2 separate regions of the Homo sapiens genome follow, and region 2 is linked to region 1. A link is an interaction called in ENCODE POLR2A ChIA-PET data of the cell type or tissue named here. Cell type or tissue: PC-9. All regions are shown on one strand. Links, peaks and the distances in the headings refer to the core of each region. The heading gives the core; the rest is flanking DNA. Region 1 holds the start of LOC107984118 (a long non-coding RNA gene). Region 2 has its middle 7.7 kb from the start of BOD1.

Region 1 (8,159 bases), core at 2,786-5,285:
GATCCACCCGCCTCATCCTCCCAAAGTGCTGGGATTACAGGCGTGAGTCACCGTGCCCGGCCCAGTCTCCACATCTTGTAAGTGGGGAGATAAAACCTATCTAAGGGGGATATTATGAGGAGCAGAGAGAAGGCATGTCATTCTCCTAATTAATTGGCATTCACTAAAGAGTTATGTGATTATTAAATACATAATAAAATATAAAAATATAAGGTGCTCTAGTTATATAATCATGAGGTCTGAGGATGGTGATGACTGCACTTCAGTGGACTACCTTATGAGGGACTGACTGTCAAGAAGCTCTGTGCATGTGTGCTTGTGTGTGTGCATCTGTGTATTATATATATACATATACGGTATATAAATAGGCACTTTTATTATATAAGAAAATGATGTCACAGTAAAAATGCATAAATATTATTGAGCATGTTTGTATAAACGAGTGAACAAAGAGACATTTGGGATGCAAGACCAGTGGTATAATCTGCCCAAACACAAGCCCCGTTTTACTGTTGCTAATGCACAAAGAGAGGGCTGGCAGACATGGCCTGCATGCTCTGTACACCTGCCCATCTGCACCACACTCCCCCATGGTCTTGCTGTTGTTGCTGTGTTGGGCTCATCCCACCTCTCACACCAGGACCATAAAGGCTTTCTCAGTACTGCTGATTTCTCCCTCACAGCACTTGTCAGAGTTGACACATTGTGTTTATTTATAATTGTCAGTTTACGTGTCTCCTCTACCGGACTGATGGTCAGCCGCACTGAGGTCAGAGGTCCCATCTGATTTTACTCTCCATTTTCTCCCCAACACCCATTAGGGTGTGTGGTGCAGTGTAGATGCTTGATAAAATAATTGAACAAATCGATGGATGGTTGGATGGTCAGAGGGATGAATAGACGAGTGGTTGGATGAATAGATGGTGGTTGGATGGATAAATGGTGGAATGGATGGGTGGACAGATGGATGGAAGATGGGTGAATGGATGGAAGAGGGATGGATGAATAATTGAATGGATGGGTGGATGGGTGAGTAGACAGATGGATAGAAGATGGATAGATGGATGGATGGATGGATGGATGATGGTCAGATGGATGGATGGTTGGGTGGATGAAAGGATGGATGGGTGGTTGGATGAATATCATAGACTTTCCCTTAAGGAGCTTACCATCCATTTGGAGTCACAAGATCAAGACCCAGAAAATAGTCAGTGGTAACTCACGTCATTTTGCGGTCAAGGGTCCTGTGCCCCGTGACAGAAGGACCTATTCCTGTGAAAGGAATAGAAAGGGCCTTGTGGTTGACAAGGGTGGAGAGAGGCCCATGGTCATCTTCTTGAAGAATGGTCCTTGCTTCTATGAAGCAGGAAACATATTTCAAAAAACCCAAGGACAGCCTTTTATGAACAACCTCTCTATGTCTTTGCTGAAATTCAGTACTGCATCACTCAATTCCTCAAGCTTGTATTAGGCTGTCGTCATGCCAGATCCTGGGCCATGTTCTGAGGACACAGAGATGAGCCAGAGGGTCTCTGCCTGAGGCCTCAGAGTCTGGGGGAGACAGATCTGTAAACTGTGCAACCAGGCAGGCCACAGCAGAGGTGTGAGCAGAGGAGAAACAAAACAATCTAAACGCTTTGGTGGAGACAAGCAGTCAGACAAAGGGTGGGGAGGAGGTGGTGTTTAAACTGATTCCTGAAGGATCAGTGGGAGTAGCCCCCTCCCCAACTCCATCCTGATGAGAGAAGTTTTTCTGATAGAGAAAAAAAATGAGGGCAAGGAGAAAAACCGGGTGAGAGCTTCCTGGCTTTCGAGACTGAGTGCCAGTGCTGGTGGGGAGAAATGAGCAATGAGGCTGGGAAGTTAGGTGAGCCCTGCCTGGTTGGCCAAGGGCCTGGGCTTCCCTCTGAAGGTAATAGGGAGCTCTTGATGGGATTCACGCAGATGGGAGACCTGATCAAGCTTGAGGCAGGGTGGAAGAGGGACAGGAGAGGGCGAGTTGGAAGCAGGGAGGCTGGATGGGAGGCCATGGCAAGTTTGCAAGTTGGCACAGGTCTAAACAGAGGCAGTAGAATAGAAAGTCAAAGAGGAGAGGCCCCAAACATCTTAGGCAGGACATGCTTGTTTATTCATCTCTGAAAGTGAAAGGGAGGCAAGTACAGATTTAGTATGCCACTGTCCAGAGCGAATCGTAAGGGTACAGGGTTGGTGACTGACATTCCTGCTCCAAGAAACTCAAGAAACCTGACCTGTCCCCATCCCCCGCTCCCTGTAAATGTCTGTTTTTGGTTCCTCTTGCCCACCGGATGCAGAAAGGAGGGCCAGCCATGCAGAGCTGCAGCGAGGCAGAGCATAGGGCCAGGTTTCCACGATGTGGAGAGAAGGAGTGGCCCTGCGAGCAGGCGAGGGGGGTAGGGTGGGGAAAGGAAAAGGCATGGAAAACTGCAGACCATAACCCTTGGCAAGATCCAAAAGAAGAGGAATAGTGGAGGATGCAGAGAAAGGGACCACTACAGCCGTGGGCAGGAGTTTCTATTTCCAAATGGATGTGGGGAGGAAGATTTCAGAGGGAACATATTTGCCAGGAGAATTTTGAGAGAAATGACTCAGGGTTCCACAACAATAGCTAATAGGGCAGCAATGGATTGGAGAATGTATATATCTTTATGTTCTAAAACATTTTTTTAAGGAGACACTCTAAGGCCAGAATCGCAAGTGCATGTCTTTGTGGACAGAGCAGGTCACACAAATGAGGAAAGTGGACCACATATTCAAAACACAATAGCTCAAGCATGATAGCCAGCTGCAGGTGACACCAGGCTATAGTGTCCAGGAGACAATAGAGAGGGATAGGGACTGTGGCAAACTGGAGAGCACAGATCCACAAGGGCACAGCAGCAGGTCAGCTCCCACTACTGCCACCCTGTAGGAATACAGGGCTGGGTGGCCATGTTTTCTGATTTTTCAAAAAAATTCAGAAATTTTGATTTTTTCAGGAAACCTCCTGATATGTAAATAGTAGCAGCTAGTTCAGATTTTACCCTGTGTAATAAAACAAAACCATCCAGCCTGTGGGACTGCAGTGGGTCCCTCTGCTCCCCAGCAACCTTGCAATCAACTGAAAACCCACGTCACACAGGTCCTGCTGCCTTCACTCATGTCTGCGGCTTTTCCCCAGGGGGTCTGGAGAGAGAACAGGGCTGGGAGTCATTTGTGGCGTTAACTCCTGGTAGAGTTCCACCTCTAATGTGGGTCCTTGAGCAAACCCTGTAATGTTTCCAGGCCTCCGTTCCTCCACCTATATAATGGCGGCAAGATCTTGGCTCTTCCAGCCAAAAGTCTCTTCTTTTACAATTTTCCCAGATCACTACCACCTTCTGTTGATTGAGGTCCTCCTATCTGCCAGACCCTGTGTTACTCACTCTAAGTCCCTTGCCCAGGATCGCACAGCTATTGATGTTGCAGAGGCTGGATTCCAACTCACACCTGTCTGACTTCAAAGGCCTTTGACTTAGGTACTATATTGACTCCAGTGAAAGCAACTTATTAAATAATTCAGGTAATGCTCCAGGAAAGGGGAGTGTTTTCTATTGCTCTTCATGTACCACCCAAATTCTAAGAGATCCAAACAGTTAATTTTTGCAGCTGATGGGCCAGTATAGATTTTTTAGAGTTCCCTTCGACCTTATAAAAGGCAGAGGAGTAGAGGACTTAGCAAAAGGCCAGAGGAATCAACAACATGAGATGCACCAGGGGTCTCACCCAAGGCTTCAGACAGGCCTGGACTGGCCGACTAGGTGTCAGTCAGCAGAAGAGCAGAGGAAAGAACTCACCCCAGGAGAAAAGTGAGGTGCACGAGCATGTCAAGAACAGGGCCTCTGTTGGAGGGCAGGGGTGGCTGTTCATACAGCTCAGTGGCTGTTCCTTCCTTAAGTGCGGGGACTGGAGCAGAAAGCAGAAGGCCATTTGCATTAAAGTGTGCCACTCTGAGCACCCAGGCCTGTGTCCCCACAGACTGCCGTTCCTTCAGTTATTTCAAATGTCGCCTCTTTCTACTCAGCTGTTGAAGTCAAAAATCTGGCGTCATTCTTGACCTCTTCTTTTACCTCAAGTCTCAAATTCAGTCCATTGCCAAATTCTGTGACTCACCCCAAAATGTCTCACAGCTGTGTCATCTTCCCTCCTCTGCACTGTCCCGGCCGTGGCTGCTCTGCTGGTCTCCTCCTTCACCTTGCCCCTTTCCAGTATCTTTGTGACACAGCAGCTAGAGAAGTTTTTATACAATGCAGATCTGGCCCTGTCTCTCCTCTGCTTAAAAACCCTTTGGTGACTCCCTAGGGCACCATTAATAACGTTGCAAGCTTCCCTCCATGACCTACAAATCCTTCTGCTATCCCTCACACACTGTGCTCCCGCCACCCCTGCCCTCTTTTCAGTTCCTCAAATATGTCAAGTTCTTTCTGGCTTTGGAGTCCTACCAATGTGGATCTGAATCCCGGGTAACCTTGAGTAAGTGCTGTCACCTCTTTGAGCCCCATTCTGCTCATCTCTGAAATGGGTATAATTGTATAACTTATTTCAAGGCATCATCAGTATTGACTTTCTTGCTTTAAACTTACAATCCCATGGAAAATCCCACGGAACACTCTTTTGCTTTAAACCTACAATCCTATGGAAAACGGTGGAGAGAGAAGGATTAATGTCATCCACTGACAATTTCACCTTCATCACCTACTTAACAACGACAAAGTAAAAGACATTCATCCATTTTGGCTTCTGTTTAAATGAGTCATACAATGAAATATCAACCATTTTCACTTAAAAAATTACAGTCTACAACACTTTTTAAAAAATTTTGTGTCAATTACTCCCTTGTTTCTCTGTATACTTTTATGACCTATTTATGGATTTCTAAACAAAGTCTAGCTATTTTGTCTGGTTTTGGACTTTGTGCAAATGGAATCATACTCTCTGTGCTCTGTGACTTGCTTCCTATATTCACGTGAGGATCTGGGATTCACCCAAGCCCGTGCCTGCAGCAGCCACTTATTCATTGCCACTGCTTGCATCGTACTGCCCCGGAGGAAGGTAGCCCAGTTTTCTCACACATTCTACTCTCTGTAGACATTTGGGCTGTTCCTGGTTTTGCTATCTTGAATGATCTTGCTGTGCGCAGGCTGTGTGGGTCTCCTGGCACTGGAATGCTACAGTTCCTGGAGGGGACACACCTAGGAGTGCAGTGGTAGATCCCAGTGTGTGCGCATGTTCAGCTTGACTAGGAATCACCAACTGTTGCCAAAGGGCTCGCTCCACAAGGATTCTCCCACCAGCAGTGTCTGTTCTACCACATCCAACTGGGAAGAAAGGTGGAATGAGACGAATACGGAAAGATTACTTTTCATATATGTGTGTGGATAAGTGCATAAGTCTATGTAATTATCATATGTTTTATGCATTGTTATGAGTGTACGTGACTTCGTTAATTTCTGCAGAGGTTTAAACCATGTTTGCTCAAACCTCTGGGGTACCCCACTGTGGCTTTCATTCGCACGAATGACCAAGGTCTTGCTCAGCACCTTCAGTTCCTGCCTGGAGCCCACCAGGACCTCTGCTGAACCTCTGCTCAGACCCTCCAGGATATAGCCTGGGCTGACCGCAGTCTTGAACAAGTCCAGGAATGATGAAACCTGTTTTTCTAAGACAAATCCCCTAGAATGACATTCAAAGTCCTTCCTATGCTGAAATAACACCAGCTCCTGCACCGAAATAACACCAGCTCCTGCACCAAAATAACACAAGCTCCTGCACGGACCTCCTGGTTGCTCAGCGTTTCAGGCACGTTCTGCCTCTGCACATTCACCCTCAGAGGCCCTCTGGAGGGTCACCCTTCCCTGGATTTTCCTTCCCCAGGCTCCTCCATCCCTCAGTCTGTTCAGGTCTGTGCCCAAGATCTTCTCTGACCACCCTGTCCAGAAGACAGGCCACCACTCCTGGCTGTACCTCACCCTGCTCTGTTTTTCTTGTAAACATGACCTCCCAATGCCTTATACATGGATGTGTTCCTCTGTTCTCTGTGTTTCCACCAGAAGGTGAGTGCTTTGGGGTAGGGATGCATCTTTTCACCTGTTGGGTTAACTGTGCTCAGAGCTGTGCCCACCACATAGCAGATTCTCAAGATAGAATTGCTGAACCTATTTACGAGTGAAGGAGTCCACACCATGCTTTAAAACCTCGCTGTGAGAGATGGGTTCAGGAATGAGTTCTTTCCTTTTCATTTAAAAACAGTCCTTGGCCAGGCGCGGTTGCTCACACCTGTGATCCTAGCACTTTGGGAGGCTGAGGCTGGTGGATCACCTGAGATCAGGAGTTCGAGACCAGCCTGGCCAATATGGTGAAACTCTGTCTCTATGAAAAATACAGAAAATAAGCCGGATGTGGTGGTGTGTGCCTGTAATCCCAGCTACTCAGGAGGCTGAGGCATGAGAATCTCTTGAACCCGGGAGGCGGAGGTTGCAGTGAGCCTAGATTGCACCACTGCACTCTAGCCTGGGTGACAGCAAGACTCTCTTTCAAAGAAAAAAAAATAACAACTCCTTATTAAATTCCTCTGCAGAAATTAGTGAAGTAGCTTGCACTCATAACAATGCATAAAACATATGATAATCACATAGGTCTATGCATTTATACACACACATATATGAAAAGTAATCTCTCCATATTCATCTCATTCTACCTTTCTTTCCAGCAACTAATATTAGTTGTCCTCATATTCAGACACATACAAAAAATAGGGCTTCTTAGTTGATTTTTACCAAAAAAGTGGGATCCTACAGTATTCTGTATCTTGTTTTTCTCATTTAACAATTATGTGCTGGACATTAATCCAGATAACTGCATATGTAGAAAACTTTTTTTAACAGGTGCAAAATATTCTGTTGTGTGGGTGACCCACAATTTATTCAATTATTCCCCAGCTGACAGACAAGCAAAGGTGGCTTTTAGATTTTTGCCACTATGAACAGTACTGCAGTAACACCTTGTACTTACAAATCGTATAAATGATTGTTGTTCTATAGGACAGATTCCCACGTAAGGGATCCCTTTGTCAAAAGATACATGCATTTTGTATTTTAATAGATGAGGCTAGGTTATTTCAACATGTCACGTATTCTGCCCTTTTGCTGTCCTGAGCTTTCTTTGCTCCTGATTTCCCCAGCCCCCTTCCCCCGCAGCCCCACCCAAGATTGCCCAGAAGTGGGGTCCATCCTAACTTCCCAGGAGGCCCAGTTTCCAGGTGCAGAATTGCGCCTGGCCAGACTACCCACCCATGGGAAGCCATTTCAGTTCCATTCCCACAGTAACGTGCGCGGGTGCCTCAACTCTCTTCCCTCCAGCTGCTCACAAGGCCAGGCCTGGCCCTGCAAGGTGGCTTCAGCAGCAAAGGTGGCGAAAGCGGGAGGGAGGAGGAAAGAGGCAGGAAATGACTACGGGAGCCACCCAGAGCTTATCCTCATTCCAGCTTCCGGTTCCCTTTTTGTTCTGAGCATCTCATAGCCAGTGTATTAGCAATGATGATGCCAACAGCAATAATAAAAGTCAACATGCATAGCAGTGACCCTCAGCGGGGCAGCTCTTGTGCCACGCCCCCCTCCCCAGGGGACACTTGGCAATGTCTGGAGACACTTTTGATTGTCACAACTCGGAAGGGGGTGCTAATGACATCTAGCAGGTAATGGCCAGGGAAGCTGCTAATTTCCCACAACGAAAAATTATCCAGCTCAAAATGTCCATAGTGCCGTGTTTCTCACAAATGCCTGGTTTATAGGGTGCTTCCGGCACGACGGGAGCTGTGCTAAGTGGTCAGCACATGCAGGACTAATTTAACCTTCACACTCTTCTTTGAGCTAGGTGTTATTATTACACCCACTTTACAGGTGAGGATACTGAGACTCGGAGAGGTGAAGTGACTTGCTCACGGTCCACAGCTGTGGAGGGCAGAGGCGGCACCTGACCTCAGGTCTGCTTGACTTCACTACACCGAATGGTCTTTGTAGGCCAGCTGGCTCTGTGCTGTAGCAGCAGACAGGGCATCTGATACAAACCTCATGACAAAGAGTTGGTGGGTGGGAACGGCCTGGATGTGATCTTGGTCGTGCCTA
Region 2 (4,948 bases), core at 1-2,500, 92 kb before region 1:
AGTGAGGTGATGTGGAGCAGAGGCCCCAGATAACCCGACATGTAACATGAGTGAGAAAGAGACCTTTTGTTTTAAGCCACTGAGATTTGGAGTTGTTTTTGACTGTGGCGTAACCTAGCCTATCCTGCCTGATACAACCCTGAGCACATTCCTCCACTAACGCCATCACTTTTGGAATGACCAAATATGAAAGCTAATGAGTGAATAAATGCATGAGTGGATCAAATTTCTTCCCCAGGGCCCTGTGCCTTCAGATGATTTCTTTTTTTTTTCTTTTTTCTTTTTTTTTTTTTTTTTGCGACGGAGTCTCGCCCTGTCGCCCAGGCTGGAGGGCAGTGGTGTGATCTCGGCTCACTGCAAGCTCCGCCCCTCCAGGTTTAAGCAATTCTCTGCCTCAGCCTCTGGAGTAGCTGGGATTACAGGCGCGTGCCACCACGCCCGGCTAATATTTTGTATTTTTAGTAGAGACGGGGTTTCACCATCTTGGCCAGGCTGGTCTTGAACTCCTGACCTCATGATCCACCCGCCTTGGCCTCCCAAAGTGCTGGGATTACAGGCGTAAGCCACCACACCCGGCCCAGATAATTTCTATGAGTGACTCAACCTAGTTTACTCTATAACTCTTTGAGACAGCTTAGGTCAGTCCTTCTTTAACTTTGGTGTTTGTTGAAATTCCCTGAGGACGTCGTCAAAACATACAGGTGCTCAGTCATCCTGCCAAACCCACAGAATGGATCTGTAGAGACAGGCCATAGCCGTTTACATTTTTAAGCAAGTTTTCAAGGGGGTTCTGAGAGTGGGCCAGGGTGGGGAACTGTTGTTTCTCTGGGTAGAAACATCAGATCCGTCAACGGAGCAGAAAGAGAGATTATTTTCGGCACGTGGGTTTCTCGAAATCATTTTCTCCTCAACTCCTACTCCCATCCTGCCTGCTTGTTTCTGGCTGGCCACTTCTGCCTAAAACTGAATACCTTTGGTAAAGATTTACTTGAATGCAAAAGTCAAGCTCTACGACCTTTGTTGGCAATGTATCCTCTCTGGCCTTTGCACCTCTTGCCTGTAAAAGAAAGGAGCTGAAACAGGGTGATCAGAAGAGTAGTAGATCTGTGAGAGACAACATTGAACAATCTAACAATTCCACTGCTGCCACGCATACAATACAGTGTGATGAGTGATTGTGCTACTTCTAAGATAATGAAGAATATATATATATATATATATATATATATATTTTTTTTTTTTTTTTTTTTTTTTTTTTTTTTGAGATGGAGTCTCACTCTGTCGCCCAGGCTGGAGTGCAGTGGCACAATCTCGGCTCACTGCAACCTCCACCTCCCGGGTTCAAATGATTCTCCTGCTTCAGCCTCCTGAGTAGCTGGGACTACAGGCACACACCACCACACCTGGCTAATTTTTGTATTTTTAGTAGAGACAAGGTTTCACTATATTGGCCAGGATGGTCTTGATCTCCTGACCTCGTGGTCCACCTGCCTCACCCTCCCAAAGTACTAGGATTACAGACGTGAGCCACCGCACCCAGCCAATATGTATTATGTGTATACATTCACGTGTGCTGCACGCCCTGGGGCATAATGATGGGACAAAGTTTAAAGCTGCGGACAAATGTCTCCTTTGCTCCTGCCAATATTTATCTGCAATTGCATGTTTAGCGTTATTTGGAGAGAATATCTAAATCTGAGGACTCTGGACCGTGAGGCCCAGGGGAATAGCTCTCCTGCCATCCAATCTCATCCAAGGACTTCCCACATCCTGTGCCAAGAGAGCACAGGGAAGCCTAGCTCTGGGTGTCTGGGTGTGGCTCAGGTGTGGCTGGGTGTGGCTTAGGTACCACCTCTCTGTGGCCAGGCTGTGTCAGAGGCAAGCAGAAGTATCTGAGCTGATGCTCGTGGGAATCCCTTTCATTTCCGAGGGTTGAGCAGGCCCCAGCATGTGCTGGATGTTTCTGAAAATGCAGCTGAAATCCTAGAGATTCAGGGGATGGGGAGAGGAGAACAGCAGATGGTGCCAGCCAGGGGAAGGGAAGTAATATTTATTACGCACCTTCTACATACCTGGTCCTTACCCTCCTTACTCCCATCACCTCTAGTTGAGACAAAAGCTCTGCAAGGCAAACAGATGTTATTCCCATTTTACAGATGAGAAGACTAAGGGGCAGAGAAGGGACATCAGTTGCCTGGTGTTGAAGCCAGGGTTCAAACAAGACTGCCTGATACCTAAAGCCTGGGTTCCTCCTGCTATAACATATCAGGAGAATTGTGGCCTTCAGAGATAGGTCTGGGGTAGAATCCTGGCCCCACCACCAGGAGAGGTTCTCTCTCTTCTTGGAGCCTCTTTCCTTGTGTGTGACATGAGGACAATAATAGAACCTACATCACAGGGATGCTGTGAGAATTATATGAGACAATGCCTGGTAAGGGCCAGGCTCTAGACCATGCTCCCATGATGATTCTAGAAAGAAAAGGGACTCAGCTGTGGTGATTTGCTGTAGAGGGGAGGGGCCATGCCGGGGTGAGGAGGGACATGCGTATAGATTTTATGACTCCTGAGTTCAGAAAGCTTTCTCAGGGCACAGGTGGCTGTTGTTGAATGCAGCCAGCCTTCCCAGGGGCCAGGGCGAAGTCCCACAGAGATGTGTAATAGCTGAGTGGGCAGCATGGGAGGCATCTGATGTCGTGTCTGTCTCAGCATCAGGGTAGTGACGTCTCTACAGGATCTCCAGTGGTGTGATGTGGGTGTGGATCCTATCCCTGTAGTCTCTCAGCCTGAATCTCTGGCCTTCCCAGAGATCTTGAGAGTCACTCATATTCTATCCTGCATACCTTTGCTGCTTAAAGTTGCCAGAATTCATTTCTGTTACAACTAAGAACCTTTCCCGGGTAAGTAGGTGGAGGAAGGAGTGGCTCAGGGCCCCAGGAAGAAGGAAGAGTTTGAGCAAAAGCTCAGAGGCTTGAAGGGTATCAGTATATTCTGAAAAGGTGGGGCTGGTCCCATGAGCTGCGTGGAGGTTGCAGAGCATGTGTTTGAGATAGGGTGATGAAGTAGCCTGGGACCTCAAATGCTGCAATTTCAGAGATTGAATTTGACCTTGGAGTAAAGACAATGCTTTTCAATAGGGCAGGAGCAGCATAGTATACAAAATTTACGAAGATTCTTCTGGGACAGCACGGAAGTGTGAGTGGATGGGGTGACACTGGAGGCAGGGAGACCAGAGAGGGGGCTGCAGGGATCATCTCATGGGGCGGGTGTTGGCTAGGGCATCACTGCTCCTTGAGATCTGGCTCAGCCTGCTCACTGCCTCCCAACCTACCTCTCCCCATGGCCATCCTAGGTCCTGCAGAAGGCCAATCCTGACCCCCTCCATGATTTCTTCAAATTCTTCACCTCTGCATTGAAGTCCTGCCTCTACTGTATTCTTTTAAATTTAGGGGCTTTTATACGAATCTCAGCACCTGGATTATTTGGTACTGATTGACTTTCTGAAGGTATCAGAGGAGGGACTGATGTTTCAGCCACATTAAAAACAAATAAACAAGTGGCAAATTGTACTTTCAACCTTGTTCTTAGAGGACATTCCATGTCCCAAGGGACCCATAGTCAGCCTCCCACCCACTCACTATCCAGCTCACAGTGCCTCGCTTCCCCCGGATCTTCTTGGGGACACACCCTGGCCTGTCATCTCTCTGCAACCAAAACAAAGTGTGGGCCCAAGAAGCCTGTGGATATTCTAGGCATCCTGGCTCCTGCTGCCTGTCAGACAGTTACAAGAAGAGGATTTATTTCCAGAGGGAGCCTGGGGCTACAGTGAAGCACCCATCTTCCTTAGGAGACAGTGGCTCAGGAGCCTGTAGGCAGGAAAAAGGCTGCCTGCCTGAGCTCCAAGAGGCTGGGCTTGGCTCCCAGCTCCCCTTACTCTGGGCCCTCCAGTGCTTCATTCGTGGGCTGTGCTTCCAACATCTGCTGCTGCCACTTGCAGTTTGAGCAGAGTGTCTTCTGGGGCCACACCCAGAAGTAAGGGTTTCCTCTAGCCCCTAGGTGCTGCTAGATACATGTACAGTTCTCAGGGGCTCAACCAGGAATGAAACTCTGCTCTCCTACCTCCATTTCAGTGCTCTGTCTTCTGTTCCCTTTCCAGGTGGGCTTTGATTGGCAGGCCCCATTCAGTGGACCCTGGGCATTGTCAACACTACTTGCCAGATTTCCCCAGCTCTCTGCCCTCCAGATCTGAGGCAAGACGGCACTTGCTGGCCCCAAGGCAGGGCCATGTGACTAGGTCTGGCCAGTGAGCCATGCGTGGAAGTGACATATGTCACTTCTGGTTGGGAGCCTGTAATTGCTGCTCTAATCACCCCTTCCCAATGCCATGGTGACTGTGGGAAATATTTGAGATCAGGCGGCTCCAGCAGCCTGAGGTCTGAGTTAAGAAAGTCCTGGAATGGAGCCCCTTGCTGGACATGTAAGCGTGACCCAGAAATAACCCTTGGTTGTTTTTAAGCCCCTCAGATTTAAGATGTTTTTGTTACTACAGCATTACTGAGCCTAACCTGATTGATACGTGCACATTTGCCTGAGATTTGGTTACCTGGCATCTCAACTCTCAATGCCCTTCCTATTTGGGGGGAACTCTGTACCCCCTGAGGCTTGTTAGGTGGCAGAGCCTTCCTATGGGTAGAGAAAATACCAGATACCCACTTTCCCAGCCTCCTTTGCAGCTCTGTGCACAGCCATGGCCAGAAGGGACAGTGCTCCAGCTGCAATGACAGGGGCCCTGTGTTTGTAGCAGCTGCAGCAATGATGTCACTGGACTGGTTCTGGAGCAAGAGTTTTGTTTGTGATTCTGGCTGCGAGACCGCCCTTTTTCTTACCTATTTCCTGAGCCTAGTTCTTCAGTCTTCCTGTCAATTCCGTGAGCTACCTAGAATCTTTCAAT

Evidence for each region. Peaks named below come from ENCODE experiments on the same cell type or tissue, not always from the same donor. Only the 100,000 strongest peaks of a DNase experiment are listed, where the experiment ranks them.
Region 2: POLR2A ChIA-PET joins it to region 1 with 5 read pairs; 4 of 35 experiments call an interaction of 5 or more read pairs at or near these places.

Annotation. Positions count from the first base shown.
Region 1 is chr5:173,710,677-173,718,835 of GRCh38, forward strand. It overlaps LINC01484 (long intergenic non-protein coding RNA 1484), which reads right to left. Exons shown (of 3, transcript NR_108027.1): 2 at 1,170-1,272. LOC107984118 (a long non-coding RNA gene) reads right to left here and starts at 4,287. Exons shown (of 2, transcript XR_007059059.1): 1 at 4,150-4,287. In PC-9, for the core only: no CTCF peak of the experiment used is centred there; a DNase peak (open chromatin) is centred at 4,145.
Region 2 is chr5:173,621,834-173,626,781 of GRCh38, forward strand. No RefSeq gene overlaps it. Among named protein-coding and RNA genes, the nearest start is that of BOD1, 7.7 kb to the left of the region's middle. In PC-9, for the core only: no CTCF peak of the experiment used is centred there; no DNase peak of the experiment used is centred there.